Linked DNA regions of Homo sapiens: region 1 is linked to region 2. A link is a loop called in an ENCODE intact Hi-C map of the cell type or tissue named here. Cell type or tissue: IMR-90. All regions are shown on one strand. Each heading gives the region's core, and the rest is flanking DNA. Links, peaks and the distances in the headings are about the cores only.

Region 1 (16,566 bases), core at 3,682-11,681, 63 kb before region 2:
TTTGAGAAATCTCTATACTGTCTTCCATGGGGGTTGACCAAATTTACATTCCCACCCTTTTCTCTGCATGGTTTCCAGCATCCAAACCAGCAGAACTCAATATCATAGAGTTATGGGAGGAGCTACTATGTAGTCATTAGATATAATTATATGACATAATTATATCCATGACTACTATGTAGTCATTAGATATAATTATATGACATAATTATATCCATGACTACTATGTAGTCATTAGATATAATTTTAAAATATTCAACATCTTGATTTTATCATTAACTATGTGTGCCATAATATAAAATATATTAGGAAGCTGTCTTCCTTCAAGGCTTCATAGCAGGGATGGGTCCTTACGTGACAAGTTAAGAAATCATCAGAACTGATATTCAGATAGCCTTGTAGAGCTTAAGTTTCTGTTGTTGATTTCATGCACAGCCTCAATTACTGCCACCATAGCACTTCGCTGTACTGACATGTGCAGAAGGAGTTATTCTGTCCGTGTAATTGAGAACCTCTTCTGCAGGGAATCTTCTGGTGAGCATTCCTATGGTATACATATATCCTCAGATCCTGATCCCATTCCCAAAGATCTATCCCAACTTTTCTTTCAAACTTCCTGGTTATCAATATTTCAATTTATTTCTTATATTATTGTAATTACTTCACCAGACAACTCAGAAAGTGGTGTGTAGATCCTAGCCTTGGGCTGTACTCCTGCAAAATGGTATATAGTGCTTAAATGCAGCCACCTTCTGGACTAGTCTTCATTGTTTTATAACTCCATTCTTGAATGGGGCTATAACACTTTTGCAGTCCAGTTCTGGGTGGTTCCTGTATATCTTATAGATGCATCTGCAAGACAGGCTATAGAATCTTCATCTGCAGTTATTTAGTGAAAAGGAACTCCCAGGATCACATTAGGTGTCAGTTGAGAGAGAAGTTGAAATACGTTAGGAGCAGGCATACATGCTGGGTCCTGTAAACAAAATGATTATACAATTTGTGCCTCCGAGACCTGATCCATGTAGATTATTTTCATTGAATAATGGAGGTGGACTGCCGCTGGATTTGCCTGACATAATTGCAAAATTAATCCAATAGCACTCGATGTAAGAATGGAATATCAAGTTGCATGGCTATCTGGCATTCATTGATTAGGCATTCAGTTCTACCAGAGACCAGTGGGAAGCTGGGAGCTACTATCTTAAAAAATAAAAAAAGGTTATTTGTTTATAAGTACTTGCCCTTTTTACTATACTATTAAATGCACATAGGTTTTGCTGTGATTTTTTATTAGAATTTGTCACAATCTCCATATAACACCCCAGTCTACACAGCCACTTTACACACCATGGGATTATCTTGTCACAAATACTAAAAATAGAACAATTTGCACTGTATCTTGGGAAACCTGAAGAACTTTTTTGTTTGTTTGCTTTGACCTGGACTTCTATTAAAACTGGGAGCTTTTTAAAATCATATGAATGAGTCAGTGATAAATGTCACCTCCAAAGTCGTATTAGTTAATTAGATGTTCCTACTCCTTTTTAGTGGTTGGGTATACAATATATAGCAACTTATTTTTCGGTATGGAAAAAAATCTTGATATGCTCTGAACCAGTGGATCCTTAAGCACTTTACTAAGATGTCAAGATGATGTATTTCTATGGAATTTGTTTCTCAATCTCTGCTACACATTTTTTTATATAAATCTCTGAGATGACTGCCACTTTCTGCCCTCTAGAACCTGTCAACAATATGTATTTAATATTGTAGACTAGAGTAGTGAATTGTGAGATTGTGTGAGAAATTCGATATTTCCTTAAGACAGAATGTCAAAGCTATGCTGCTGGCCCTGTCAGGTAAAAATTGTTTACTAGTGGTGTTCTTGTCTTACCAGAATAGAGGGAAAAGTACCTTTATCAAATGAAACCTGCATGTTAGATGAAATAGGCTATGCTTGTTTGATCCAGTGAGCAAACAGTATCTGAAACTGCAGCCATAATAATCATTACTGCCTTATTAATTTTATAAAAAATCATTCTTATTCTTTAAAATACATCGATCTTCTGCACTAGCCCAAAGTGGAGTGTTAAATGGAGAAGTGACAGGAATCATCACCCTTGAATCCTTTTAGGTCTTTGGGTTTAAACTTTCTGTGCATGGCTCAATAGTGATAGAGATGTCTTTAAAAATTTACTTCAGTGGCTTCTACTTGGTCTTTGCTCTCATAATAGCTCTTGTACCACAGCCAGGAAATTAATTTGGGAGTCTGGGGATTCTGACAGCTTCTTAGGATATCCACTTAAATATATTCTCAAGAATATTACAAATATTCATACTATGTGTTTGCGTGTCCCATTGGTCCTACAGTAAAATGCATTCACATTAGAATTACATAATACCCTTTGAGACATGTAGACCCCGGAAGCATTTGCTGTCCTCACAAATTATTGCTGTTCCATAGCAACAAGGTATGTTGCTTATGTGAACCCTAAATGATACAGAATGTATATGATGAATGAGAAGAGACATTCACTAGAGCAAGAGGTATTGAGCTGGTAAACACAATGGTTATCTATTAAACAACTTGATTGGGGTAGGGAAGTCTTCATAGTAGTAATAATATAAATCAGAATTACATTTATATACTATTTTGTGTTATATGCACTACTTCATTTGGTCCTTACAGTAATCCTGTAAGACATATGTTTTTATTATTACTGTAATGATTATCATCATTTCTAAGCATGGAGACTGAAGTGTATGATACTACAGATTTGCCAGAAAACTAAAGGGCATAGTGATACTACAGATGTCCCAGAATTACAGAATAAATAATTGGAATATGCAAAACTTGAATCCAATATTTATGATTAAAAATTAAATGTTCTTTTCACTCTATCATAAATTGTCAACTATAGCTCTATGATTGACTTGAACTTATTTCTTTTGAAATCATGGACTGTTAGTGCCAGAAGAGATTTTGGTGACTGGATGGTCTCTAATTGATTTATCTAGTCCAAAATGGGTTTTTTTTTTTTTTTTCAAACTGTTTATTTACTACATAATTATTTGTTAAAAGGAAAATTCTCTGCTTGGAAGTCCAGCGCGTGAAGTAGATGCAAGAAGAGATGTGTCTCAACCACTTGCTTTGCCTTGCCCCTGTGGCCTCGGGGGAAGAGGTTAACCCAATCACTGGAGTTCTGTTGAGCAAAATTTTCATGACAGTTGCTGTGATAAGCAGAATTCCATTCACAAGATCTCCATCCCTAGGTGTACACGCCCTGAATAGCCCCTCCCCCTGAGTGTGGGCAGAGCCTGTGAATATGCTGGGATATCAAAAAGGAGATTATCATGGGTGTGCTTTACCTAGTTAGAGGACTTAACTAAAAGACAGTGAAGTGGTAGACAGACATGCTCTAACTGGCCTAGAAGAGAGTAAGCAGCCATGTTGGGAACTGTTCAGGACCTCATGGTAAGGAACTGAGGAAAGTCTCTAGCAGCTGAGTGATTCTTGTCTGACATCTGGCAAGAGAACTGCGACCTGTCATACAGCCACAAGGAGATGAATTTTAACAACTCGAGAATCTGAAAGAGAAAAAGTTTAGGAGAAAACCCCTCTCAGCATGGCTGACGTCTTGATTTCAGCTTTGTGAGAGCCTGAATTAAAAACAACAATTGAGGCCTGACCATCTTCTGGCCTACAAGACTGTAAATTAGCAAATGAGTGTTGTTTTAAGCTCCTAACTTTGTGATTTGTTCTGTAGCAATAGAAAGATAAGATAATGGGAATAGTGATAATCATTATAACTTCTGTGACTGCAAAAAAAAAAAATTCAAGTCATGTTGATGGTGATTTGGAAACATCATATACAGTGATGTGAAAGGAAGCACTTATATTCTATCAGCATGTAATGAAAGCTACCTCTTGCATGGAAGCTCAAGTTTACTACTAACGGCCTATCTAAGATGGTTTCATGTGGCTGTACTCAGAAACGGAAGTTTCTGCTAATAACAATCATAACAATAATATGATAACTATGAAAATAGTCATTGATATAAATAGTTTCTGTTATAAACTAATTGGTCAATGTTTAGGTGTAATTGAACCTCAAACAGAACCCACAAATTCTCCATTCTACCGTATTTTCTAATGAATACAAGGAAGAAAGTAACCATTTTGACTCTTTGTGCTGAATTGATAATATCCAATTTAAAGTGGATTATGGTTTCCTAAATGCTTCATTCATAGGCTTAGTGTTTTATAGTTGCAGTTAAGGTAGATGCAAGGAGCACCACCATTTATTTATTAATGGAAACTGATGAAGGAATTTTAGCAAGAAACATGTCTTTTCACGTGGTTGAAATTTTATAAATTGAGATGGGATTGTTCATACATTATGCATTTCAATTTTATCTAAGGAAGAGTATTTTTTGCCAAAAACATTTCCTGGAAGGATTTTTATAATTCTAAGCATGCTTTCTTTAACTAATCATTACTCCGAGTATGCAGAAAGAATGAGCTCAGTTTGTAGTATTCAGGGAAAAGCATGTGAAGAAATCCAGAGTGCTCACACTCTGTTATTCCCTGATTTTCCAGTTTTTAGTTCTTGGTTAGTGAATCCCAGTTTTGGAGCTAAGAAATTTTAGCTCAGATAGTGGAGAAAATGCCCTTTTTCTGAGCACAAATAGAGACAACACTGACCCAGCTCCAAAGTATAAAGTCCTTGTTTCTATCCAATGCCTGGCAACATCAAAGGCCACTTAGATCATCAAGGCTGTAGACCTAAGCAGCCCAAGGTGGCAGAGTTGCTGGCAACGGAACTATGTCATGCCACTTGGCAACTTGGAATACTTTTAGCATCTGCAGAAGGAAAGTTTACGCAGCTTTGGAAAATGCTGAACAGAGAGACACATATAGACCAGTCATACTGGGACTACTGTGTCTTCTCTCCTTTAGCCGTCTAGATAGGCCTTTCTGAACTGATTTTTCAGAGCAGGTTTTAACAGTGCTCAAGTGGAGTTATTCTGTAATGACATATAATCCTAAATCCTTTTTCCTCTTTGGTATTTCTCCTTTCTCCGTTTTCCCCTATTTCTCTTGGAACATCTTATATTCATTTACACGGACTAAATAAAGATACAGAGGAAGAACAAACATGACTGCTAAGTCCAGGATTTGTATTGGAAAGATTTGGGTAGATGTTTGTGAGGAGCTAGCAACAATTCCATCCTCTCTTTCCTTTCTAAGGGTAATAAAACATTTAATTACCAGTGAGGCAAGACACACAACAATCAGAATACACACTGGTACAGGAGCTCAAGCAGGGTGGTGGTGGTTCCTTTTAGTTGCCTTTGTGGGTGTGCAGTACTCAGGGTGTGTCTTGGACATAGCTATATGCCATCTGGCATGGAAGTATTTCAGTATTTTAACATCTGGTAAGGCCATGTTTACAGTATTGCCTACATAACTTCTCAGTTATTCTCTCTCTTTTTCAGTATTCAAATTTCTGTTTATTCATGCCACTTCAGTGAATGCCACTTATGCAGAATTCTTAGATATTTGATCATTACAGGCTTACACTCACACAGTGTCTTTTTATTCAGAAAATATAGGCAAGGCGTTCAGTCACTCAAAAATACCATCCTTGGCAGTGAAATACAAGACAAATATGGAACAGCCTATATGTTCAAAGTGTATACTGATTTTATTCAACAAATTTGTGAGGTTGGGCCTTGGAGACAGTAATGTCTCACTTTGCAGATGAGGAAAGTTCCCTTGGAACAAAGGTTCTCAATCAGCAACATCATCATCACCTAGAACTAGTTAGAAATGCAGTTCTTAGGCCCCAACAAAGGCTTATTAAATTACAAACTCTGGGGGTTGCTGGGACCAATCAGTCTATGGTTTACTAAGCTCCCCAGGTGCTTCAAATGCATTCTAACATTAGAAACTCACAGGTCAGTGATTCAGATCTTCAGTGCATTGCAGTCAGGACACAAGTCCTGGGCCTTCTCCATTTTACCTTTCTACCTCCACAATAATGGATATTTATTGAACGTCCATGCTGATTTGGAACAATTGTGTGTAGTCTGTGATGGTTAATGCTAGTGATTAGTGCCCTTATAAAAGAAACCCCAAAGAGCTGCCCTACCTTTCCGCCGTATGAAGACACATAGAAGGTGTCTATGAGGAATGGGCCATCACCAGATATTAACCTTGATCTTGGGCTCTCCCAGCCTTAAGAACTATGAGCAATAAATCCCCATTGTTCATAAATTACCAAGCCTATGATATTTCATTATAGCAGACCAAACACACTAAGGCATTATTCTTTGACATTTTACTTATATTTAAATGTATGTAGCACTTCCACATAATCTGCACGTGTATTTGAGAATTTGCAACTACCTGGTGGTCCTCTTTTGATCCTCATCTTAAACCTGCCTTCCCTATATCTGTACTGCTACTGGCTTATGGCATTTTGCCCTTTTCTTCTTCTCCATATAAATTGTTATCTCACCTTGCAACTTCTGCGTCATCTGTATTTTTCCTTTTAGAATTTTATTCCACATAATGCCCTGATTATAGCTCTGGGTACTTTTCAGTTTCTTTTTTAAATATATAAGAGAGACTCCTAGCAAAGTTCAAGATAAGGATGCTTATTTTTCTTCTTTGGAGTGAAATAATTCTTGCACAGGAATACATTTTAAGTTTATTCCTGCTGTGTACATTTCAGAGTTCTCCCCCTCCTTCCTTTTGATTGATGATTTAATAATTTTCCAATAGAAAGGACCTCCTCTTTTAAGTACACAGATCTTTATCCTGCTATGCAAATTCCTGCCTAGCATGACCCCTGCCTGATGATCACTTTTTAGATCTTGGCTGATGTCACTTCCTTAGAGATCTTTCCTGACTCCATACACTGAATCAGGCCAAGCATCTTATGCTCTCAGAATACCGAGTACTTTCTCTTCCCAGCACTCATCACAGCTTGTAATCATGTATCTGTGCAGTTACTCATTTAAGCTCTGTCTTTTCCATTAAATTGTAAGCTCTTGAAGGGCCAGGAGCCTGTTTTACTCATCATTTTCTTTCCAGCACCTGGCAGAGTGCTGGGCACGTAGTAGGCACTCAGGAAATATTTGTGGAATTGGATACACAGAACTCCCAGAAATGCTTTGGCGGCCTGGGGGCAATTCCTTGTGGTAAAGTCTGGCTTGCTGGGCCAATTTGCTGCCTCACCAGGATGAAATAGCATATTTACTAAGGGTTGCCAAAGGATGGTTTACTGAGTCATAGTTTTGGGGAAGGAAGACAGTGCCTCGCATAAAGCCTGAAGGGTGAGATAATGCTAGAAATGGAATGGAGGAATTGGTAATAAAATAGGTAGCCAAGAAGATTGAGATTAAGAAGAAATATATAGAGAGGAAATATTTCAAGGCTAGCAGCTAAGATTATAAAGTGATCTCCCATCATGTAATAACCTGTGAGATAGGAAGGCATTTCTAAAGAGAATACGGATCAATACAAGCAATACAGCTTAGGTAGGGACTTTTGGAATGTCTTAGAAATACCTACTTTCATTTAAAGGTGGTAGTTGCTTATATCAAGAGCAAGAGATTTTAAATGATTATAGTCACTAGAATTAAAGGTGTTAAGAGTATTTCTTTGCTATCCATTTCTGTTGTCATTTTTGATGTCATAGTAACAGGTTCCACATTTAAAAATAAATTCCTTTCACAGTATTTTAAACCAAGAAACTATGCAAAAATATAATCAGTCACCTCATTCTCTTGAAATGTATAACTGAAATAGCAATAAATAATCCACCAATGTGGACAGGATGGAAGAAACAGAAGTGGAAGAAAATTTAGTGTAAGGAAAAAAATATAAAAATCTATTTATGGAAGGGTTTATTTTCATATTGACTAGTTAATAATTAGTGACAACTTGTACTTTCTTCTATTCATAGCTTTCTTCTTCCTTTTGCCACATAAAATTATCTGATTCTTAAATAATTCACATGTATAATAATTCGAGTACAGTCCTGAAAGAGATAATCCCTTGTGACTGGTTTTCTTTGCTTCTGGGTTAGCAGCTTAATGCTAAAAATAAGTCTTGGCTTGGGTGATTCAAAGCATAGCAAGAAGATAATAACAGAGTATTCTGTACCAGCAAAAAAAAAAAAAGGAGTTACTCCCAAACATGCAGGAGAACAAACAGGATGCAACTCAGTTTTTAAATTAAATACATGTTTTTAATGTCACAATGAAAAAAAAGCTATAGAATGAGTTACAAAGTGTGTACTTTTTTATGTTGCTAAAATGGCCGTAAGCTTCAAAAACTTGTTTATTCTGTCTGGGGAAATGAAGAAATAGGCAATATGCTTATTCTAGCATATTATTCATAAAGCTGGAGAGAGAATTATTAGTCTTATTCATGAGTGCCTCACATAACCTTATATTTTTCTAGAGTGCCTGTGCCTAGATTAATACCTACAACATTATCAACACCTCAGATACTTTCCTATTATTATTATTATTATTATTATTATTATTATTATTATTATTATTATTATTTTGAGATGGGGTCTTGCTGACACAGAGTCTAGAGTGCAGTGGTGTGATCTTGGTTCACTGCAGACTCGATCTCCCAGGCTCAAGTTATCCTCCCACCTTAGCCTCCCAAATAGCTGCCATGACAGGTGTGTGCCACCACACCTGGCTAATTTTTTGTATTTTTTGTAGAGACGGGGTTTCACCATGTTACCCAGGCTGGTCTCAAACATCTGGGTCCAAGTGATCCACCCACCTTGGCCTCCCAAAGTGCTAGGATTACAGGTGTGAGCCAACATGCCCAGCCCCTCACCACTATTTTGACTTAAAGCATTGGAAGTTAGTTCTGGCTGATTTTTAACTTTAAATAAATGAATTCATGTAGTATGTGATCTTTTGTGTCTGTTTCTTTTTCAATCAAATTATTTTGTAAAATTTATTCCTGTGTGTAGGTATAGTTTATTCTTCCTTATTGCTGAATAGTAATCCATTGTATAAGTGTACCACAATTTTTAAATTCATTTTATTGTTAATGGACTGGGTTGTTTCCATTTTGGCACCATTTACTAAAATGGCCATTCTTTTCCCACTGCGTGGCAGTCTCACCTTGTATTTGAGGCGACCATATGTGTGTGGGTCTGTTCTGGACTCCGTCTCTTCTGTTGGCTTTTTTGTCAGTGTGTGCATCAATGTTGCTCTGTTTTAACTATTTTAGCTTTATGGTAGCTTTTGATATATGCGGTGTAAGTTGTTCAAACCTGTGCTATGTTTTAAAGATTCCCATAGCTGTTTTTGACCTTTCCGTTTCCATGTAATTTTTTAAAATTACCTTTCTAGTTTCCACAGAAGAACAATTATCACAATTTTAACGGGGATTATGCTAAATCTATAAATAAAATTAAAATTGAGGAGAATTAGCATCTTTATAATAATGAGTTTTCCAAAATATGTATGGAATTAAAGTGGGGGATTCTAGTATTTTCCTTAGATGTGTCAGCAAAATTATATTTGGCTACTGAAAGTGAAATATGATTGCCGTAATTTTTGGATAAAAATTAAAAGAATAGCAAGAAATGTTTACATAAAACTATGTGTCCTTCCATTTATTTAGGTTTTTCCTATTTTTTTCCTCAATAGCATTTTATAACTTTCAGCATACAAGTACTGCATATATTTTGTTAGCTATATTCCTAGTTATCTGATGTTTTTGGTATTACTGTGAATTATATTTTTTTAAAAAATTCTATATCTAGCATATAAAAAGCAAATTTTTATAGTGACTTTATACCCATCTTTCTTGCTAATTTAGTTATTAATTCTCACAGTTTGTCAATAGATTATTTTAGATTTCTGGAAAGATTTTTAGTTGTAAGTTTATTACTTAATATATTTAGTACAGTTCATATTTTCCTTTTTTGGTATCATTTTTAGTAAGCTGTGTTTTCAAGGAATTTGCTTATTTCTCATAAATTTTAAAATTAATTGGCATTATTTATGATGTACTTCTATCTTCAGGATATGTAATAATATTGGTTTTTTCATTCCTTATATTGGCAATTTGTACTTATTTCTCATCAATCTTTATAGAAGTCATCTAATATAGTATTATTCTTCCCACAGATTCAATTTTTGCCAGCACTGATTTTTTTTATTCTTTATGCTTCTATTTTATTTCTGCAATTCTACTTCATCTAGTTTAATGGCTTTTAATGTTCTGTCCTTTACTAACTTATTAATATTTAGAAAGTTGATATTGATCCGTTCTTCTTTTCACAATGTAGGCATTAGAGGCTATACCTTTTCTCTCTAGCTACAGCCTTACGTGCATCACATAAATTCTAATATTCTTCAGTTCAAAATATTTCCTAATTTCCACTGTGATGTTTTCTTTGACAATATGGTTTATGACTATTGTGGGCTACTTTCACATATGAAGATTTTCTAATTATCTTTTTGCTTTTGATTTCTTGTTAATTCCATCATGTTGGGAGAACACAGAATGATTCATTTTTTTTTTTTTGAAATTTGTATGACTTGCTTTATGGCCCAGCATGAAATGTTATTATCCAGCAATAAACCAATGTTCTATGATCACATGAAAATAATGTGAGTTTTGAGTACAATGCTGTTTGTTACCAAGTCAAGTTTGTTAATTGCGTTATTCATATCATCTAGAAATGTACTGACTTTTAAAATGTTTGTTCTTTAGTGTTCGTTGTGCTGAAATCTTCAACTATAATTATAACTGTTTTCTCAGTTTAATTTTAGTTCTGATAATTTTTGCTTTATATATTGTAAAGCTAAGTAGTTGCATGCAAATTTACAATTGCTGTGTCTTCCCAGTGGGTTGAGTTTTTTAATCTTATAAATATATATATTTTTTGTTTTTAGTAATGCTTCTCACTTTAAAGGGTAGCTTATCTAATATTGTTATAGCTGCATCTACTTTATTTATTTATTTATTTATTTATTTATTTATTTACTTTTAGTGTCAGCTTGGTGCATTTTCTTTACCCTTTCATTTTTTATCTTTTGCATTTTAGTATTTAAGATGTGTCGCTTGTAAGCATTAATTTTTTTATTTTAACCTTCTTATGCAGCATGACAGTCTTTTTTTTAATTCAAATATATAATCAGTTATCATTTAATGTAATTGTGTTGGTTTCTGAAAGTTGCCATAACAAAGTACCACCAACTATGTGACTAAAAACACAGAATTTATTCTCTCATAGTCTGTTGGCTAGAGGTCTGAAATACAAATGTCAGCAGAGTTGGTTCCTTGTGGCAGTATGAGAAAATATCTGCTGATGTCTCCCCTAGCTCCTGGTGGTTGCCTGTAATCCTTGGTGTTTCTTGGCTTGTAGACATATCACTCTGGTCTCTGCCTCTCTCTTCACATGTTCTCTCTATGTGTCTATGTCTACATTTCTCTTTTATTCTAAAGACATCATTCACTGAATTAGGTCCCACGCTAATTCATTATGACTTGATCTTGCGTACATCAGTAATGACACTACTTCCAAATAACATTACCATTACAGGTACTGGGATTTAAGACTTAAACTTATCTTTCAGGGGGCACATGTCAACCCACAATAATAATTCGTGATATATTTGGGATTATACCTACCATCTTAACTTTTTCCCTAATTGTCTTATTTATTTATTTATTTAGAGACAGAGTCTCACTCTGTCACCCAGGATGGAGTGCAGTGGTGCGATCTCCGCTCACTGCAACCTCTGCCTCCTGGGTTCAAGCAATTCTTCTGCCTCAACCTCCTGAGTAGCTGAGACTACAGGTGTGCGCCACCATGCCTGGCTAATTTTTTTGTATTTTCAGTAGAGATGGGATTTCGCCATGTTGGCCCAGCTGGTCTCTGTTCTGTACGGGAAATGCGTGAGGGGAAAATAAAAGACACACACACAACACCATTAAGGGTAAACAAGCTTTATCCCATGTAAATGGCAGCGCAGATATAATAAGCAAATGATACAATAAGCAGATTGATATAATAAGCAGATTAATGTAATAAGCAAATTGATATAATAAGCAAATGATATAATAAGCAAATTGCAATTTGAAGGGGAGAAGGGAAAAGAGATATATATATTTACACTCACCAGACTATGGAGGATTCACCACCAGGCTGGGAAGCAACAGCCTGGGCACCAGAGTCGGCCACTGGTCCGTTCACAGATGAGGAGAGGTCTCATAAATCTTCGGCGCAGGCTGGGACCTTAGCTCTTTTGGTAATGAGTTGTTTGGCATGACTTCCAGTCTCGAGGGCCATAAAATGACCGGGCTCTAGGAACACAAAAAGGTCAACTTGTTTTTGCGATTGTCTATTATTTTTCAATAACTAATGTATGGGAATAGATTGAAATAGAGATTTCCCAGAAACAACGCTGGATGAAGGCCTCAAGGGCTCACACAACCCATTCTGGGACCTGGTGACCATTATTTGTGTCCATATAAAGTTTTGACAAAGCAGTGGAAAGTGGTGGAAAAGAACATAGATGGCTTGAATTTCGGTTTATATGCATATACCCCAAGGAAAAAGCCTGCTTTTAAGAATGTCAGTTAAACGCTATACAATTTCTTGTTTTTGTGTCATGTCTTAGTTATCTTAGCAGTTCTCTAACACCTTCAAAGTTTTTTTTTTTTGTACTTTGTCTGTTTATTTTTTTTTTTCATTTTTATTTATTTATTTTTTAGGCTGAGTCTCACTCTATCGCCCAGGCTGGAGTGCAGTGGTGCAATCTTGGCTAACTGCAACCTCCGCCTACCAGGATCGAACAATTCTCGTGCCTCAGCCTCCCCAGTAGCTGGGATTACAGGCTCCCACTACCATGCCTGGCTAATTTTTGTATTTTTACTAGAGGTGAGCTTTCATCATGTTGGCCATGCTGGTTTCAAACTCCTGACCTCAAGTGATCTGCCCACCTCGGCCTCTCAAGGTGCTGGGATTACAGTCGTGAGCCACCGCGCCCGGTCACATTTTTTTTAGTACTTGTTATAAGAGGAGCATTGCTGTGCTGCAAATTCTTCCACCATAGTTGGCAGCAAGTGTCTCCTATAAAGTTTTGACAAAGCAGTGGAAAGTGGTGGAAAAGAACATAGATGGCTTGAGTTTCAGTTTAACTACTTACTAGTTGAAAAGTTGTTCTTGGGTAAGGGGTTTAATTTCTCTTACCATTATTTATAAAAATAGGACATTGATATTGCTTTTCATAAGGTTTTTATGAGGATTAGTTATATACGAAGTAAAGACACCATGCGTAGTGTTTCTATCACATGTGTAAGTGTTCGGATCTACTTTTAACTGTTTTTCATCCTATTCTTTGCAATCTGTGTGTTTTGTACCAACTATGTTCTATCCATTTGTGAGAACACAGAATATACTCAATAAATTTTAATTGCATGAAAGCAGTGCTAGTTATTAGAGTCAGTATAGTGTAGCGAAAACAGCATGAATTTTACAGTCAGACAAGTGCTATCAAGTTTTAGCTTCAGTTACTTAGTCTGCAAAAGGGGGGAAATAATACCTTTGTTATAGTGATGTTCTAAAGTTCATATGATGACTCTATATCATATGTAGTACACTTTAGAATTGTGTAAATGCTAGGTCCTCCTATCTAGATTACTTGTGACTAATTTTCATAATAATTTACAAGGTAGAAAGTGAGAATTAAAACATGTGTTTCTAGGCTTGTTCTGAAGTCATTTTGGCATCAATCACTGGTCCTTTAAGAATTGTGGTTGCTTTCATTTGTCAGGACCACTCTAATCAGCTGCATGTCAGAACCATGATATTCATTTTGTTTTCTCAGTTTATTAGCATACCTGTATTCTTCAAAATATTTATTTCAGATCATCCCAACATTAGAAGAATTGGGAAGCCATGTTGAGACTATGGAAAGGCATGTAATTGAGATAGAATCTAGACTCTATCAATTAAGTATATAATTGGTCTTGGAACTACTAATTTCTTCTTTTTTTAAAATGTTCGATCTGTACTCCTTGTCCTCAAGTCTTCATTGTTTTACCTCCAGTAGCCCTTTATTCTAAGATATATTTCCAAAAGATAAGTGATTTTGCACTAACACTGGCATACCCATGGTTTTAGCTTTCCTCTGTGCCTGAGTTGAAACCACACTTCGAAAACTAATGGCTTCGGGAGTAATATTGAATTCAAAATATTTTAGAAAGCCATCTCAATTTTGTAATTTATTAAAGCTTAAGCGAAGGCATAAATTTATTTTAATAAAAGTTTTGAAGTTGTATTACTTAATAATATGTGTAAATATGACTACATACTATACATGAATATGAGAACATGTTTTAGCGTACATTTTGACATTTAACACTAAACATTTACGAGTATCTATATTTTTGTTTTCATATATTTTCATGTTACTAAATATGTCACAGTGCGTATAATTATTGTTTTTTAAATTACATTATGCATATAACATCCAAAGAGTTAAAAACATGTGAGTAACAATCACCCTGACATTTTAAAACAATTGCAACGTTAGACTCCCAACTAGTTGTCTTTTTTTTTTTTTTTTTTGACACAGAGTCTTGCTTTGTCGCCCAGGCTGGAGTGTAGTGGCGCCATCTCCGCCCACTGCAAGCTCCGCCTCCCGGGTTCACGCCATTCTCCTGCCTCAGCCTCCCAAGTAGCTGGGACTACAGGCGCCTGCCGCCACGCCCGGCTAATCTTTTGTGTTTTTAGGAGAGACAGGGTTTCACCATGTTAGCCAGGATGGTCTTGATCTCCTGACCTTGGGATCCGCCTGCCTCGGCCTCCCAAAGTGCTGGAACTAGTTGTCTTTAAAAATGTATATTTTAAATTCATCATGCTACTAAATTTTCAAATGTCTTCTTTCTTCCCTCTGAGCACTGGGAAATAATAAGTACTTTTTATATATGTATGTATATATATATGTACGTGTTACATATGTATTTATATGGTGCTTTTTATAATACACAATAAATAAATCTGCACTTGTTTGACAAAACTTGTTGCTGTTAATATAATTTTATATTTTCAATATTGAAATGAAGCTCTCTAAAAAGATGGCAGATGTCCAAGCAGTATAGATAGTAAGCTATGGGCTAGATAACCAGATTCAGTTTCTAAGGTAGAAGACAAGAAATTAGTTTATTGCCACTCTGGATAATAGAAAAAAATGCTTTGGTGGCCTAAAAAGAATTTATCAAATTTAGAGAAGTATCAGAAACTTAAAGCTAACTACTTGAGCTGTACAATGTGGAATTTCTGAAATAGATGTTTTCAAGAAATTCTGAAAATATCAGAATTTGCTGAAAAATGTGTCTTTAAAATCAAACTACCAGCCCTTTTCATTACAGAGTATAATTTTTAAATATGTTTTTGAAGGCAGTAGGTAAATTCTAATTTCACAGAAATCAGTATCAAAAAGATGAGAGGAGAGCAAAAGAGGATAAAGGAGAGAAAGGAGAAAAGAGAGAGAGGAGGAGGAATGAGAAAAGAAAGAGAAAGAAAAGAAAGAACCACTTATTTAGAGTAGATACAAACTCTGTTCAGACTTTCCTTATTCCCCTAAGGCTTTCAGTTATGATGTTAATTAACTTTATGAGTCATCTGACTGAAAAAAAAAAAAGCTTGGGACACTAAAATACCCTTTAAAAATTTCTTCATGAGGATGCAATTATCTAGAAAATTTTGGCTAGACACATTAGTTTCTTTCTGAATGCTTTAATGTCCTGAAGAGGACTAATGTCCCCACCAAGACCTAGGCTTTCCTTGCTTTATGCAGTAGAATGAAGTCCCCTTAGATATGGCATATAATAATTTTTCTAAATAACAGCGTATGTTAAATGTGAAGGGAGCTTACTATAAGGAACCCTAAAAAGCATAGCTTGGGAAAACAAATAATCACATCTCCATTCATCACCTTTGCATAATAAATCTGGATATGCTCTTTTATTCTAAGCAGAGCCCAACTGAAAACTAGATTAAACTGTATTAAACCTCTGGCAACCTGGGATTATATTTGAAAACTTCACATCGTCTTCTACCGTAATACAATAGTGAATAGCGAGATAATGAAAAGCCATCATCTTTTGAAGGCAGAAGTTTGGTGGGATGAATCTGCTTCAAGAATGCTAGTACTCAACATATTATTTTATACAAAGCAAGTACTCAGCACATACTGGTTAAATGGAAGAATAGAGAGCCAAGACATGTGAGCTATTTTGTGGTTATTATTATTTTTGCCAATGCCTTTCATTCCATTTATAGGTCTCTTGAATACTGTGCCCTTGAAGACCTGAAAATGAAAACGTCATTTGCTTAAAGCTAAATAGAAGTGCTTACCATGCTTTGTGACATTAAAGCTTATAAGCACTGTGTGAGACAGCAATTTCATGGACCCAGTGTCCAATGCTGGGAGCATTCATTAGTGCTGGAGTGTAATCAGAGAACTTACGATTTTCTTTTTAGAGAGAATTTACTT
Region 2 (16,566 bases), core at 923-8,922:
TGATAATTACTAAGTCTTTAGAAAATTTCAACATTGTCTATTTGAAAAACAAAACATAAAAACAGCAAGCAAAAACCTTAAAAGTCAACCAGATAATCTCAGACAAATCATTGTTTATCATTGTTATTTTAGAAAAGCAGAATAAAAGTATTTTCTACCTGAAATTCTTATGCAGTTTTTTTTCAACATGTCAAAACATTGGCTATTAACTTGAAATAAACACATCCAAGAAACAGGACAGAAGAAACTGTATAGAATATATTTTTGGTGCATGTCATGCTAGCTGAGAGTTCACTGACAATTTGATTATCTATCTTCCAGTTCCGAACCTTTGACCCATGTAAACAGCTGTGGTGTAGCCATCCTGATAATCCCTACTTTTGTAAGACTAAAAAGGGACCTCCACTTGATGGGACTGAATGTGCTGCTGGAAAAGTGAGTATATCTATTTACACAATAAATATGTAAGATATGTTGCATAATTATCATCTTTAAAGGTCTGGAAAATGGTAAACACAGCTGCACTGTCATTTTTATGAAAACCATAGTATGCAAGGCTTTATTAAAGTAATGTACTAAAATAGTGTACTAGTTCCCTGTGGCTAAGGTAACAAATTTTCACAAACTTGTTGGCTTGAAACAATGGATATTTATTCCCTCACAGTTCTAGAGGCCAGAAGTCAAAAATCAATTTCAATGAACTGAAATCAGTGTGTGGGCAGGGCCATTCTCCCTCCAAAGGCTGTAGTGGAGAATCTTTTCTTTGCTTCTCCCAGCATCTGGTGGCCACCCCACATTTCTTGATTTGTGGCTGCACCACTCCAGTTTCTGCTTCTGTGGCCACATTGCGTTTTCCTCATCTTTATGGGTCAAATCTCCTTCTACCCCTCTCTTATAAGGATACATGTAACAGCATTTAGGACCCCATGGATAATCTGGGATAATCTCTCCATTTTAAAATATTTAAGTTAATCACATTTGCAAAGACCCTTTTTCCAAATAAGGTAACATTTACAGGTTCCGGGGATTAAGACTTGATATCTTTGGGACTACCATTCAGCCCACTGTTGGCAGAATAGGAAGAAGCAACTCAGCAGACTATCTGCCCCCTGGTAGTGGGATCTGATTGACTTGCTGGCATGCCATTCCTTGTGAAAGTTGCCCAGAAATAAAGTCATGTGAACTTATACAGAAGATTTGGCCTTGTTCCTTAGGGAAGGATGCCCAGAGGTTTTAAATCTCAAATTGTGTAGTCAGGATTGAATGCTCAGAAATTGGCTGAGTGCCAAGCTATGCTACTCATAAGGGCAAAGATCCCAAAACAAAGGCATGTTAAGAACTCAAGTTGAAAAGCTTTGACTAGTTTAGAAATAAGAAATTGTAGGCAGGACCAAAACCTGGTACAGAAGATTTATATGGCATTTACTTCTTTTAAAGCTCAATTTCAAATGTGTATAAACTGTACTTGTGACAGGGATTATATGCATAATAATAATAAAACCTGTCTTTTTAAGTGTTTGCATTATATTAGGCACTATGCAAAGCACCTTGTATACAATGTTTTGCTTTGGGAAAATTCAATATCATAAACTTCTGACTAAAAACAAGAGTATAACGAGTTAATTCATTTTTGCTTTATAAAAAATTATATAATTAACTTTTTAACATTCAACTTTCTTAAATATATTGGTGTTATATTGAAATTTATAGAAGTTGAGTTTTAACAAATGCTTTTATTGTACGTAGTGTGAAAAAGTAAGTCAAAATGTTAGAGAGGAAAATGGCTAATGTCTCTTGAGCACCATGCCAGGCACTGTAAGCTAGGTGCCTCTATAGTATTAGGGTTCTGGTAGCCCCACTTAATTACTTCTTGGTCAGATGGCCTTCAACTACTTATGAACCTTTCTGGGCCTCAATTTTCCTCATCTAATTGTTGATGATATATGTATGACCCATCTATCTCTCAGAATCATTGTTAATGAAACATTTTAAAAGTTAAATAAAAGTGCTTTGAAAGCTGCATATGTTTTAGACATGTTATATTATTATCTAAACCAAGACATAGTTTATTTTATCATTTTTAAAAAGATCATGTAGCCCTCAAAATATTCTGGTATGATATAGGTAGTGACAGATGAAGGGTAAAATCTTACCAACTGTGCAAGCTGGGTGCTCAAAGAGTTCTTATTGATTATAGTGTTTGATGCTTACTGGTGAATGTATCATTTAAAAACTTGTCTGAGTGAATGTTGTTTTTCCATTTTAATTTTCTACTTGAAAAATACAAGTCTAAATTACCCTTTAATAGGGTATATTAATGACATAATTGCTTTTGGATAATTTTAAATGCATCTCCACCTGGAAGAAAAAAGAGCAGTAAGAAAGCCCTTCAACTAGATGGTTCTTGTATAACAACTTCAGCTTTAGTGTATGCGTGATTTTAATAATTACCTTTTGTCATTTTTCTAAGTGGTGCTATAAGGGTCATTGCATGTGGAAGAATGCTAATCAGCAAAAACAAGATGGCAATTGGGGGTCATGGACTAAATTTGGCTCCTGTTCTCGGACATGTGGAACTGGTGTTCGTTTCAGAACACGCCAGTGCAATAATCCCATGTGAGTATATCCTTGTAACTCTTGTTATTTTTGGAGAGACCAGAAAATACTTCAATATTATGTTATTAGTATTCTGTTTTATAAAGTGCATGTAAAACACAGGGCAGGAAAATAAATTGTTCACAGTTCATAAACCAGTCTGTGTTTTTGATACATCTCCATTTATTAATCTTGTGACAAGCAGTCAGTGATGAAGAAGATCAAACGAAGATTGAATATTTTTAAAGAAGTTGCTGTTCAGGAATATTAAGAAGCTGAACAAGGAAAGTAGGTCACTGTGCCCTAAGGGCGTGGGCATGGGCACTGCGAGATTGACTGCCAGAAACAAGAGAGTGTCCAGGAAAGAGCGGTACCAAGCATACAGACTCTCTCTCTTCAGGGAGTGGAATGTGATTGCTTCAGAGGAAGGCAAAAGAAAGATTGTGATAGAAGGCCAGGTGACTGTTGGGGGAAAGTTATCTATTCATTCACTCAGACTACAATTACTGAATTCCCTATTGTGTGCTCAGCAATCTTTACGAAGAAAAAAACAACTGAATTCTCACATTTAGAGGATTCTGCCTTGTCTAGGGTTTAATATGTGAGCAGCTTTTTCTCTCTGTTTCTGGCAGCAGGATGTCTCTGAGCACGTCTTTTGTAAGACTATCTGATGCCACATACCTGCCTTCCCAGTAAGAGATGATGGTGGTATTAGAAGTAACAAAGACAATAAAAATTAAAAGATCAGCTAAAGTTCATTATGAGCCAGAGTTGTTAGGAGTGCTTTAAATAATGTCAACTCATTTAATCTTCACAGTTTTCCTCAAAGGAAGATACATTATTATTTGCATTTTACATATGAGGGAACCGAGCCATGGAGCGATGACCAAAGTTTCTTTGAGCTGCATCTGTGTGTTTTATACATGGTAGCAAAATATCATTTTATTGATTCAATATACATGCTTTTTTTTTCTTACACACTTTTGCCATGCATTTAAAATATATGATTTGAAAAGCTGATTTAAGTTGAGCTTTGTGTTTTGTTTTATTTTTCCACCCAGCAGGGAGAGAAGGGTGCTTTGGAAAGGGACTGAAATTAGGAAGTATGAGTTCATTCACTTTGTGCTGGCAGCCCAGAAACTTTGGCTTTGTGCCCTCAAGCACTGTGTCTGCAAGCTTCAACTGCTAGACAGAAGCCAAAAGGCCTTTTTAAATGTTGTCTTTTCTTTAGGCCCATCAATGGTGGTCAGGATTGTCCTGGTGTTAATTTTGAGTACCAGCTTTGTAACACAGAAGAATGCCAAAAACACTTTGAGGACTTCAGAGCACAGCAGTGTCAGCAGCGAAACTCCCACTTTGAATACCAGAATACCAAACACCACTGGTTGCCATATGAACATCCTGACCGTGAGTAGCCTCGTGCTCTCCTTCCTGCTGTGTGGATGGTTACTCACAGTTTAAGCTTTGCCAGCACGAACCCCATGGACTCTTGATCCCTATGTGGTAACTTAGGAAACTTGGTGCTTATAGGAGTAAGTTCTCCTGGGTTTCTAAGAATAAGGCTTAAATACCCTTTCTCTAAAGAGGTAAGAATGGTGCAATAGTTCCTGGCAAGCAGCACTATCACCATCAGCGGTGAAAAGACCAGTGGAAAGGAACGCCTGGGAGAGATGTTGGAATTCCTGATTCAACCGAAATCCCTCTACTAGGAAATACTTCTGGAATATTGTGATCTTTCCTTTCTGAACTAGAGAAAAATATAGTTCTTTGAAAATTGAGTCAGGACCAAGAGAAAGATCATAATTTAATAACAAAAGATACCTTATAACCTTTTACTTTTTTACTATAGTTTAAAGATATATTTGGAAATTTTCTTTTAATGTTTCACTTCTTACTTCTGAATTTTTGGTTAAATATGTCCAATGGCAACTTTTTGCCATACTTCTTATTTGAGTGAATGAAAGGAAATAGTTATATGATTACATGCACCACTGGGTTCAGTTCAAATCCATGTTAAAGGAAAGAGGAATACACGTTAAGAATTCAAAGTTGCAATGCATTAAGAAGAAATGCATTGTTTTTATCTATTTTGGTGAAGTGAGTTGCATCCTGTAAGAGGCAAAAACTATGTTAGATGATTGAGTCAAATCACAGACATTCTTTCAGTGCTCTAATATTACGAAAACTAAACTGGTTTTGAATTAAGATTTATTTAAGAGCTATGTTGAAATCTAGGGTTGCCTGGGGCAGTCCCAGTTTATACCTGTTGTTCCTGCTCAGTTATTACTAGAACCCCTTTTCTAGTTTAGATGACAAATTTTATGGTCACCTTAGCTAAAAAAAAAATGTCAAATGTACATACTTTCCTCCTTACTCCTTATTTTATTTGTTTATACGGTATTCCTTTTGTTTTCAGGAAATCACAGTGAAACCTTATATTTAAAAATAAAATAAACTATGCTGTTCAAACATTCCATTTTATGTAAATAGTTAATTTTATCCTCCATCTTATGCAGCCAAGAAAAGATGCCACCTTTACTGTCAGTCCAAGGAGACTGGAGATGTTGCTTACATGAAACAACTGGTGCATGATGGAACGCACTGTTCTTACAAAGATCCATATAGCATATGTGTGCGAGGAGAGTGTGTGGTAAGTTCAAATTGCTTCCCCAAAGGCTTTCTACGTTATCTACGTTTACTGTCATTCATCTGCACATTTTTAATTTTTTAAACTATTTTATCTTTGAAATCACATTATAGTAAGTGTCTATGAATAGTTCAATAGCTAAAATAAATTTGAGAGACATTGTACTTTCTCAAATCAAACTTTGGTCACTGGCAGAATCAAGGTTTAAATAATTTTCCTAATTTCCAGCCAAATGCCTTTTCTGAGTAACTCTGAGGCCTCTAGGTTGGGAATACAAATTGGTAATAATGCATTTGCTTCGGGTATTTTAGTAGCCATCTGCTATTAAAATACAAGGTCTTTTTAAAAATAATCAGTGCTAAGTATATTTAATCTTTTGTTGTAAAGATAATAAGACATTTCTTTCTCACCTTCCAATCAATTCTAAGTTTAAAGGCTAAATTTCACATTAGAACAAAAGTAGTAGAGAAGCAAACATGTTTTTTTGCTCCATTTAATCTCAGGTTAAAAATGCATTTTATTTCTTGTGTTCATAGTTAAATCGATATGAAATTATCTTATTAACTGAAACACTGCTCCTAACATATATTTCCTTTATACTTCATCAAAACTGAAGTGCTGTATTAATGAGTCTAAAGTAATTGAGCTTACATTTTCCTGAAAGCATAGTATGTGTTGTTCAGCTTTTACCTGCCGCAGTACCTAGTACATTAAACGTATGTGTTGTCTTTATTTTCCCTGCCACCTTTCATCCCATACTTTTGAGTGCAGTAGTGTATTGTGTATCATTATTCTACAGTGATTTACATTAAGAACATGCCTTGGTTCAGAAAACCTTCAATATTTTCCTGTTTCAAGGGAAAATGTAAATTCTTCCTGGTATTCAAGTCTTCTGCAGTCTATTCAATGCAGATTTTTCACTGTTCTTTCCTTATCATGAAACACTAACCTTCCATTGGTTTAAATATGGGTTTAGATATTGACCTCTGCACCCACTTTCCATGAACATACTTCTCTGGCTTTGTTGTAACTCATCTGCTTTCCTGAAATGCTTTTCTATTCTGTGTTTCTTTGGCCCCTGTGAAAATCTTCACCACCCTGGTGAAGTTTTGTCTCACATCATAACCATCTTTTAAAGATTGCACTAATATACAACTCACTATATTATCCATCATCATAAATGTGAGAGCAGCAAGGGAAAAGCACTGTCTTGTTGTTTTCTTGTCTCCTCAGCATCAGCTACATCTGTTTTCATTACATGTGTGTTTGATGACTATGACAATTTAAAATGGTGTAAATATTTCATTGGACTGGAGGAAATATATTCTTTATTACTTAGGGTACAAGTCATTTGGTTTCCCATTATTTTTTTTAAAAAACTGAGGTATTAAAAATTATGACTACAGTGGCAGTTTGCTATAAATTGGCTGACTGTGGGCCATGACTGAACAAAGGGTTCATCATTCTCTGGGATGTTGACCACTACTGGGCACACTAAAATTAGCCACATTTGACATCTTCTCTCTCCAGAAAGTGGGCTGTGATAAAGAAATTGGTTCTAATAAGGTTGAGGATAAGTGTGGTGTCTGTGGAGGAGATAATTCCCACTGCCGAACCGTGAAGGGGACATTTACCAGAACTCCCAGGAAGCTTGGTAAGATGAGGTCTCTCATGGATTTAGTATTCTTCTCTGTGATTTGTACTTTTTGAGGCTTCTTCCTTTAGAAATGCAGCATTTTCTCTATAAACATAATCAAAATTTAGCTGCTGATTTATTGTTATTCAGATTACCTTTTAAGGAACTTAAAAAAAAAAAAGAAATCACTTTGAATGAATTCATACTCCCTAGCGTCAATGATGAAAAAAATACATACTAAATTTAGAAAAGAAACAAGTAAAATCAGTATCAGTTATACTAGCTAGCTAAAATCTGTGTTTTATTTTGCATTTTTAATAAAATGCAGATTGAATTATTAGAATTGGTGTTTATTTTGAATTCTTGTTGCATATAAATTATTGATCAGGAGTTTAAAAATTACAAAATTTTAGATACAACTTTTAAAATATCACATTAGTTTTACTTATTTTAAAAGTGAACAATTTTATCCTGTTTATAAATCTAGGAATCTTGGATCTGTATTTCACATAATTTTTAAAAATTTACTTTAAACAAAATTGAGGTACAACCAAAAACTAACCTGAGATGTAATTGCTCATCTCTATAAATGTTTATGCTTGTTACATAGTCAATAACTTGAACTTAGACATACACTGAAGGTTCAAAGGTGGAACAAAAAGCTGTCTTCATGCATCAAATAATAGGCAAAATTATCCATAGTTTAATAATATTCATTGGAATTTTCATAAAAGATTTGTATACAGACATTTATTACTGAATAATTTCTTGAGTTTGTATCAGATACTATTCAGTTATTCAATAAGGATTTATTTGGCAAATGTTTCTGGGAATTCAGCACTTAAAGATAAATTTGATGTGGTGTTTGCTCAAGAAGATTTTGATGTCTTCCAAAGAGCCGTTGGTATCTTATAAAATCATGAAAGTAAAACAAAAACAAAGAAATATGGTTTACGTTAAGTAAATTGTCATTGGGGTAACTTTTCCTTTTATAAAAAAGTTAGTCTTCATCCAAATGAAATAATTCTCTTAGTTTTTGTATTTTTTATTCCCATTATACCCCTGATACCTAACTCAATTACTAGGAGACTATATTCTAATGTTTTTCTTGTTACTGATGTCTTTGCTATTCCTGTGTTATAAATTACCATGTTTTGTACTTTGAAAATTGTTAAAAAGCAAATATTGCTATTTCTGACTGATTGCATTATTAAAGCAAAGAGAAATATAATTATATACGTGTATTATATTTCAGTGGAGTCAAATGTAATTTTCTTCATCTTGCTGTGAAATAATATACTGTGCTTTCTTGGAGTTACATTTTATTCTTTTCTTTTGGATGTAAAATAATTCATTTTGTTTTATTTCCACAGTGAATAATGTAAAGAAAAGGTTTTGCCATGTTCATTCATTGTATATTATGTATAATATAAGGTATTGGTACTGTTTTTCAGAGAGTTCAAACATCATGCTAAACTTGCAAATCAAGGCCAAAAGAACATTAGAAAATTTTCATCTGTCATACCAATTCAAACTGTTCAAAGATAATCTAACTTCCATATCTTTGCACTAATATTGTCATCATAGTGATTTAATAGACTAATTAACCTTTTCCAACAGGAAAACATTTAAGCAAGAGGTGCCATAAAGAATTGAAGTTGCTGGAAAATGAAATCTGCAAGTATTCAACTTCAAATCATCTACTTAGTCTTACTTTCATGCTTAGTCTTACTTTCATTGACTATTAACAGTTTATTGGCATTATCTATTACAAATGCATTGTGACTTCAACACATAAACTTACAGAACATATTTTATAACTTGCCTAATAAAATATGTGACTTATGGGATAGTCAATGAAACAACAAGACTTTGATAAACATGAACCCTCCACTAATTAAAGACATTCTATTTAAGGGAAGACAAGAGGCGCTTTCACTTTACCCAAAGGAGCTCGTAATATTTCTCTTGCTGAAACAAGAGAAGCTAAAAACGTACTGGGTAAGTTGTAGCAAACTGCAGAAAGATGGGCATCCATAAATGGCATCAAGCTGTTTTGCTGTACTTGGCATCTTAAGCATGTTCCTTTTAGCCACTGTGTACTCAGGCAAACATGGTACATTTCATGTGTTAGACTTTACCCCAGGCTAAAGTGCTGAACACCCTGATCCCAAAAGGACCACTTTATTTAGTTAGGACACTAATAAATATTGTGAAAAACTTAGGTAAATCTATTCATAGGTGTATATTATTATACATATACAAATGACAAAAACACTTGTTTTTTCTTATTTCATCAATAATTGTGGATTGATAACTGGATTTCTGTTAATATTCTCCATAGAATATGTATTGGATGTTTCATAATGTATTGAAGGTGTAGGTTACATAATCATTTTATATTCATTTATTTGTATGATAATGAGATGTATAACATCTGTTCTAATTGACCTGACTATTGTCAGGTCATAATATTTATGATTTATGGTCATAATCTTAATTCTAAATGATTGTAAGATAATTTTTAGGACATGTGATAGTATCAACATAGTATGTGATATATGACATTTACAGTAATAGGAATGATATATGATTTTAAAACACAAAGCAACCTATTAAGCATATTGATTTTCTTATTTCTGGCTTAGGAGGTTTTGAGGTTAGGGTGCATATAAAGGCAATGCATAACACATCTTGCACACATTTTCCAACTAAGTGGTTTAAAATCCATGTTGTCGATTTGGTTAAAATAGTCCCATCATAAAACTTGCCTAAAGCTTTAAAATTAATACTGATCACAAGAAAAATGAAAGCACTGATTTTTCTGTTGTAACTCCTTTAGAATAAAGAAGGCTTTAAATATGAAAATATTTTAATAATTAGAAGTTTAGCTGTCTATACTTCCCTCTTAGACTTTTAAAATAACATGTAAGCAGATAACATATCCCAAAAAGTTTACAACTTAAGTGAACTTTCACTAAAAATTGACTCCACTTCAAAAGGATGGTTTAGAAAACTAGAATCACACAGAGGGACACAGGAAAGTATAGTATTTGCCTGAATTGTTGTTCACATCATTTGAAGGTCAACGCAAGATAAGTGACTAATACGTTGGTAACAAGATTAACTTTTTTCCCTCTTTAATAAAAAAAAAAGTTGCCTCTAATTTCATGTTGGATGTCACAAAAGCTACCAATGCTTTGAAGTTAATTTCCGAAACTGCTTCTTTAAATTTATGGATGCCCTCTTCTGCACGCAGAAGCAGTAAGAATGTAGTGCTCAACTAACCATGGTTGTTGCTTTTGTTTTCTTCTTTGCTTCCTACAATATTTACTACACATGCAAAGGGTACCTTAAGATGTTTGATATACCCCCTGGGGCTAGACATGTGTTAATCCAAGAAGACGAGGCTTCTCCTCATATTCTTGGTAAGTGTTTCTGTCTGCTGTCTCTGCTTTAACATGCACTGAAACATTGAAATGTCAAAGAAATCCTAAATATAGATATGTATATATGTACACATATATGTGCATACGTATATGTACATACATGTGCATACGTATATGTACGTACATGTGCATACGTATATGTGCGTACATGTGCATGATGTGCATGCGTATATGTGCGTACATGTGCATGTGTATATGTGTGTACATGTGCATATGTATATGTACATACATGTGCATACGTATATGTAAGAATCAAAATAATATATAAATGCATTAATTGAATGTTATGTAGGTTTTTTTTGGTCATTTCTCCCAACTATGCTTACTTTAAAACAAGAAACATAAAAAAAGTAGAGCTTTAATTTTGTATAGAAACTGGGGTTGGTTCCTAACTATATGAGGGAAAAATCATTTGACAAGCTTATATTTCTTATACACTTTTTGCTCTAAGGAATAAGAAAATAAATATGTTAATAAAATCCACTAAATCAAGGAATATCAGAAAAATTCATCATACTTATGTTTACAAATAAGTTCTGATATTTTGATTGATCCAATACTGTACGTATCCTTATTTTTATTGTATTTCACATTCTTTGAAAAGCAACCACAGGTGAATTTTACTAATCTAATCTTAAATTATTCTAATATCTGACATGTGTCAGGTTTTTGACTGGCACATGCAGATCCATTTGCCACGGAGAGCTGATTATAATTTCCACAAGAAGATTTTTTTTTCTTTTATGAGACGATTACATGGAAATGTCACTTTAAAGAGGTTTACATTTAAATTGTATAGACAAGTGTAAACATAACTTACTTATTCCTTGGCCTATAAGAACACTAAGATAATTTCTGAAGCTAAGACATCACGTATCAACTCCATGAAAATTTGTAGCAAATTGTTTTATTTCAGTTGTGACTTTAAAAAGTGCATTGTTTTATGGTGTTTCATAGAATTTTTAAACACATTTAATTTATATTCACTACTAAATGTCGTAATAGTCTAGCAGTCAGCTATAGTTCTCTCTCAAGCATTTAAAATCCCTTATTTTTCATCCTAGAATTCATATTAATGTCCTTGGAAAAAATAGACCAGTTTAAAGCCCAAGAGGAATAAATACATTTAATTAAAATTACTCATGTTTTTCACACATTTTCAATAATTGTAGTAACATGAAATTTTGCTTTCTAATGTAACATTATATGCTGATAAACAAATCTAAAATTTAAAATCCCATTCATTATTTTTTACTCATTAAGCCAGCATTTTATTTCATTGTATAATATGTAATAAATATATACTACATTAAGAATTCCATTAGCAGTAAGCAGCTTTTTCTAACTATATGAGTAGGTGATATGGCTCTGGAATTTTACAATCATGAGAACTAAATTGTTGCCTGAAAAATTACTTCAACTATGTTGGATGACTATAAATATTTTGACCAACTTTAAAAAATATATGCAATAATTAACCGTTACATTATATGCTATCCTAGCATAAATTGTTTCTATTAATTATTGAAAAGGTAGCTATCATTTTCAAGATATTCCCAGTTTTCTAAGGAAATATATAGGATAAATGATTTAGAAACTATTAACCTCTTTGACGATGTTTTCAAATGGGAATATTTGCAAACATTATTTTTGCCTATTTAACCATCTTGCTGTATTTTTGACTAGTTAGGAATGCTTCTTGAGAGTTTTGAATGCCTAATCAAGACAATGGAAATAATATCAGAACTAACACCCATTTTGATTCCTTGCTACTAATAAAGAAACATGGTCATTGATTTGTAGAAAGGATATACTTGCTGTGAATCTTCAGCACTTAATATGATAAAATAAAATGTATGCTGGTTACTCATTTTTCTCCCTTTAGCTATTAAGAACCAGGCTACAGGCCATTATATTTTAAATGGCAAAGGGGAGGAAGCCAAGTCGCGGACCTTCATAGATCTTGGTGTGGAGTGGGATTATAACATTGAAGATGACATTGAAAGTCTTCACACCGATGGACCTTTACATGATCCTGTTATTGTTTTGGTATGTGGCATTATGGGCTCATGGTATAGTTAGCTCAGCTTACTTTATAATTAATTTATCTGAAAACACTTTTACCTTGAACATTAAGTGTACTTTGAACTTTGAAACATGAGTTGCTTTTTAAAATAATTCCATTTATCTTTCCCCCCACTCTTTGTGCAATATTTTCATGTAATTTATTATATAGACATTATAAACTGAATAATGCAGCATTCTGATTTTTGACTTAAATAATCAGTTATCATCTTTTAAAGACAACACTAAAAGTAGATTTTTGTATTTACCCACATATTTACCATTTTGTATGCTTTTCATTCTACTTTGTACATCTGACGTTCCATCTAGTATCATTTACCTTCAATATAAAGATCTTCAGCATTTCTTGTGGTGTGGGTGTATTGGCAAGTAATTCTCTCATCTGTCAATGATCTGAAAATATCTTTATTTCACCCTCATTTTTGAAGGATATCTTTACTAGATATAGAATTTGAGTTGCTAGTTTTTTGGTTTTTTATTCCCTGTTTTCCCTTCTTTCAGCACTGTGTTTTTATGATCTTGCAGCGAGTTCCAAGGGTTTGGGGGCTGATCAAAGAAAAATATATGGCCACAAGGTGGCAGTAGCACACACACACTTTATTTGGGCTAGGCCTCAGCTGGTTTGCAAGTGGGGCCACTACCTAGAGGAGAGAAGGGCAAGGGAACTTCTGAGAAAGAGGGGAATCTGAGGTGGTTTATGTGCCTAGGTGGTGTCATTCAGCAGCACAGAAGAGAGTCTGTGGGTCAGAGGGCTCCAAGGGAGGCAGCTGCGTGAGGTCCTTATAGCCAGAAGGTCTTATTCATATCTAGCAGATGTTGGATGTAGTTTCCTAGAGCTGTGCAAAGCAAGCAGTCCCTGAATGGCTAAAACTCCCTCATTTGGGCAGCGTTAAAAACAACTGGATGTATAAAAGTTTGTGTTTGGCATCAGAGGGCTTTTGAGCTAACAGATCTCAGCCTCAGCCTGCTGTGAAGAAAGAACCTAGGGGCCAATATACAGGAGCCCTCTTTTACTCATTTATACAGCACTTGCCTTCCAGAATCCATCATTTATGAAGAGAAGCCTCATTTATATTGCTGCACTGCATGTAATGTGTCAGTTTTCTCTGGCTGCTTTTTAAGATTTTTCTCTTCATCTTTTTGTTTTGTCTTGTTGGTTTAGCAGTTTGACTGTGATATACTCAGTTTACCGTGTTCTTTGTATGTCTTATGCTTGGGGTTCACTGAGAATCTTGGCTTTGTAGGTTGATGTTTTTGACCAAATTTGGGTAAATTTCCCATGATGTGTTCTAGTTAGTTGTTTTTCCCAAACCCTCACCCCCACCCCATCTTTCTCTTCTTCACTCCTAGGACTCACTTAAATCAGTTGAAATTGTTCTACAAGTCTCAGGCTCTGTTCATCCTTTATAATCTTTTTTAAAATACATTTTTCAGATCGGATTATTCCTTTTGAGCTCTAAGTCACTATTTCTCTTAGGTGATCTCCAATCTGTCCTTGAGCCTATCCAGTAAATTTTTCGTATCCGATGGTGCACTTTTCTTTTATAGAATTTCCATTTGGTTCTTTTTTTTTTTTTATTTCCATTTTTCGGCTGAATTTTTCATAATGTTCACTCATTACATCTAAGTTACCCTTTAAGTTCTGGGTCTTCACATTGTCAATTTTTTTTATGGATCACATTTCCTGCTTCTTTTTTTCTTGTACACTCGACATTTTGGAAGATAAATTGTAAGGTGTCTGGTTTTGTTCTGGCAGGCGGTTAAGTTATTGTCAGATCATTCTGATCCTTTAAGGCCTAGTTTTATTCTTCCTTACAGCTAGTCTATTTCAGTGTTGTCCTTCTTCCCATGGTGTGGCCTTTCATGGTGCCAGGCTCAGCCCTGCCTGGTTTCTGGTATCACTGTCCCACCCCCAGCACTCCCACTGTGGACTGCCTGGTGTCTTGGCTTGAGCATACACAGACCAACCCTCAGTCATGGACCCATGTAGATTTCTAGGTGATCTCTCTAAGCAGGCCCCTCTTTAGTGGCCGGCTCTGAAAGTTCCAAACTCTAATCTAGCTCCAGGTCCAGAACCTGGCCCTTGTCAGGAATAAGATCTGGCTTGTTTCTCTTCTTACAAGGATTGGTGTCCTTTGTCATGACATACATTGCCAAACAAAAAAAAAAAGTTTCTGCAAATATTTTGCCCAGTTTTATAGCTTTTAATATCAAGACGGCAACTCCATTACTCCCTCATGGATGAAAGCAGAAGACAGCTACTTGATTTGAAATTTATTGTTAGTTTCTGTTTTATACAGAATTTTTATTTATTGGATTTCCTATAAAATATTATACTTAAGTCAAATTGCTCCACTCAATTTTTAGGGTTTTTCTTCTCTGAAAATTAGTTCCATTTTGAAATATCTGTTCAAATCTTTTGCCCATTGTTAAAGTTGTTATATTTTCTTTTTGTTGAGTTTCGAGAGCTCTTTGTATATTCAAGTCCTCTGTGAAATACATGATTTGCAAATGTTTTATTCCAGTCCATAGGTTGTCTTTTCATTCTTTTAGTAGTTTCTTTCATAGAGCAAAATCTTTTAGCTTTATCGAAGTCCAATTTTTTAATGTTTTCTTTTGTGGATAAAGATTTTGGTGTTATGAAATTTTTTTTTGTCTAATCCAGCATCAAAACATTTTCTCCTACTTTTTTTGGTAACTGTTTTAGAGTTATACATTTTACATTTAGGTATATGTATCACTTGGGGTTAATTTTGTATGAAGTGTTAGGTCCTTATTTTTGCATATGGATGTCTATATTAGTTATCTATTGTTGTAAAACAAATTACCCTCAAACTTAGTGGCTGAACACAAGCAATACTTATAGTTTCTGTGGAACATGTATCTGGACACCACTTAACTGGCTAGTTCTGGCATAGAGTATCTGATGAGTTTGCTGTCAACTGTGGCTAGAGTCATCTCAGCTTGACTGGGGGTTACTCTGCTTCCAAGCTTAGTCACATGGTGCTGAAAGGCCTCAGATGATTGTTCCCCAGCTTTTCCATGTGGTGGGTAGCAGTCCATGATTCTTTACCACTTAAGCCTCTCCATAGGATGCTTATACATCCTCACAATATGGCACTGACTTCCACTACAGCAAGTGACTCAAGTGAGCGAGAACATGGGACAGTGAAACCGAGACGGAATTCTCAGTCCTTTTTTACCTAATGTATCTACATTTCTTAAACCATCACAATGTCCAGTTGTTTTAGCACTATTTGTTAGAAGTCTGTCCTTTATTAAAATGCCTTTCAATTGTGTCAAAATTAATTATCCACATTTATGTGGGTCTATTCTAGACTCTCATCCTGTTCCATAATAAAATATATGTTAATCAAAGTTTTATTTAGCTTATTTTAAATATGAATGATTGGAGGCCAGAAGCTGTATTTCATGCTGATATAATTACATTGTATTCTTTTCTAGCAACATGAGTATCTGGCTTTAGAGACCTGATGCTTAACCATCATGATAGATGCTTCAAGACTTGCCCACTGATTATAATCTGACCACAGCAAGTGGTGTGGGCTGGAGGTACAAGAGGGAGATTTGTAGCTAGGAGATGAGGGTGTAGACAAGCAATGTTCTATCATTATGACATTGCTTTTCCATTCTGAGTCCTGGAACATGGTGGCTAGGCTGTCTGGGGCAAAGAGAATTAGATATCTGGCTAGAGTGTAAGGGTTGTTCGAATGGTGCTTGATTTTTAATGCTGTTTTAAAAAAAAAGACAGAAAAAAGAGAATAAAAGCCAGATAACCAGATCCTCTACCCCCACTGATTTTAGTATCACCTCATTTCTCAAACAAAAGGTAGTTCTAAAAATTTAGTTTGGAATACCAATGAATTGCACATTTCTCTCTTTGCATAATCAGTAAAATCCTATGAAAGCTACATGAAAATCAATTTTTTTAAAGGCAGCTTTGCCCTGAACAAAATTAAAAGGCAAGAGACAAACTGAGAAAATATTTGCAACTCATATTACAAAAAGGAATTCATATCTTTAGTGCACAGATTAGGAGAGAAAAAATGTGTACAGTTCCAATAAAAACCAGGACAGTCATGCAATGTACAGTGTTTAAAATATGTGAGTAATAAACTTAGGAAAATTAAACT

What was found. Hi-C counts contacts between places; a loop is a spot of excess contacts. Peaks named below come from ENCODE experiments on the same cell type or tissue, not always from the same donor. Only the 100,000 strongest peaks of a DNase experiment are listed, where the experiment ranks them.
Region 1: a loop joins it to region 2, with 2.0 times the contacts of the local background. A loop is called at or near these places in 2 of 110 quality-filtered maps.

What each region holds. Positions count from the first base shown.
Region 1 is chr4:72,365,920-72,382,485 of GRCh38, reverse strand. The region is part of intron 4 of ADAMTS3 (ADAM metallopeptidase with thrombospondin type 1 motif 3); the gene reads left to right. Among named protein-coding and RNA genes, the nearest start is that of ADAMTS3, 200 kb to the left of the region's middle. In IMR-90, for the core only: no CTCF peak of the experiment used is centred there; a DNase peak (open chromatin) is centred at 7,275; H3K27ac peaks cover 804 bases.
Region 2 is chr4:72,299,727-72,316,292 of GRCh38, reverse strand. It overlaps ADAMTS3 (ADAM metallopeptidase with thrombospondin type 1 motif 3), which reads left to right. Exons shown (of 22, transcript NM_014243.3): 11 at 322-435; 12 at 2,471-2,616; 13 at 3,827-4,002; 14 at 5,112-5,245; 15 at 6,773-6,896; 16 at 10,226-10,306; 17 at 12,213-12,376. Among named protein-coding and RNA genes, the nearest start is that of ADAMTS3, 260 kb to the left of the region's middle. In IMR-90, for the core only: no CTCF peak of the experiment used is centred there; DNase peaks (open chromatin) are centred at 1,282 and 4,032; H3K27ac peaks cover 367 bases.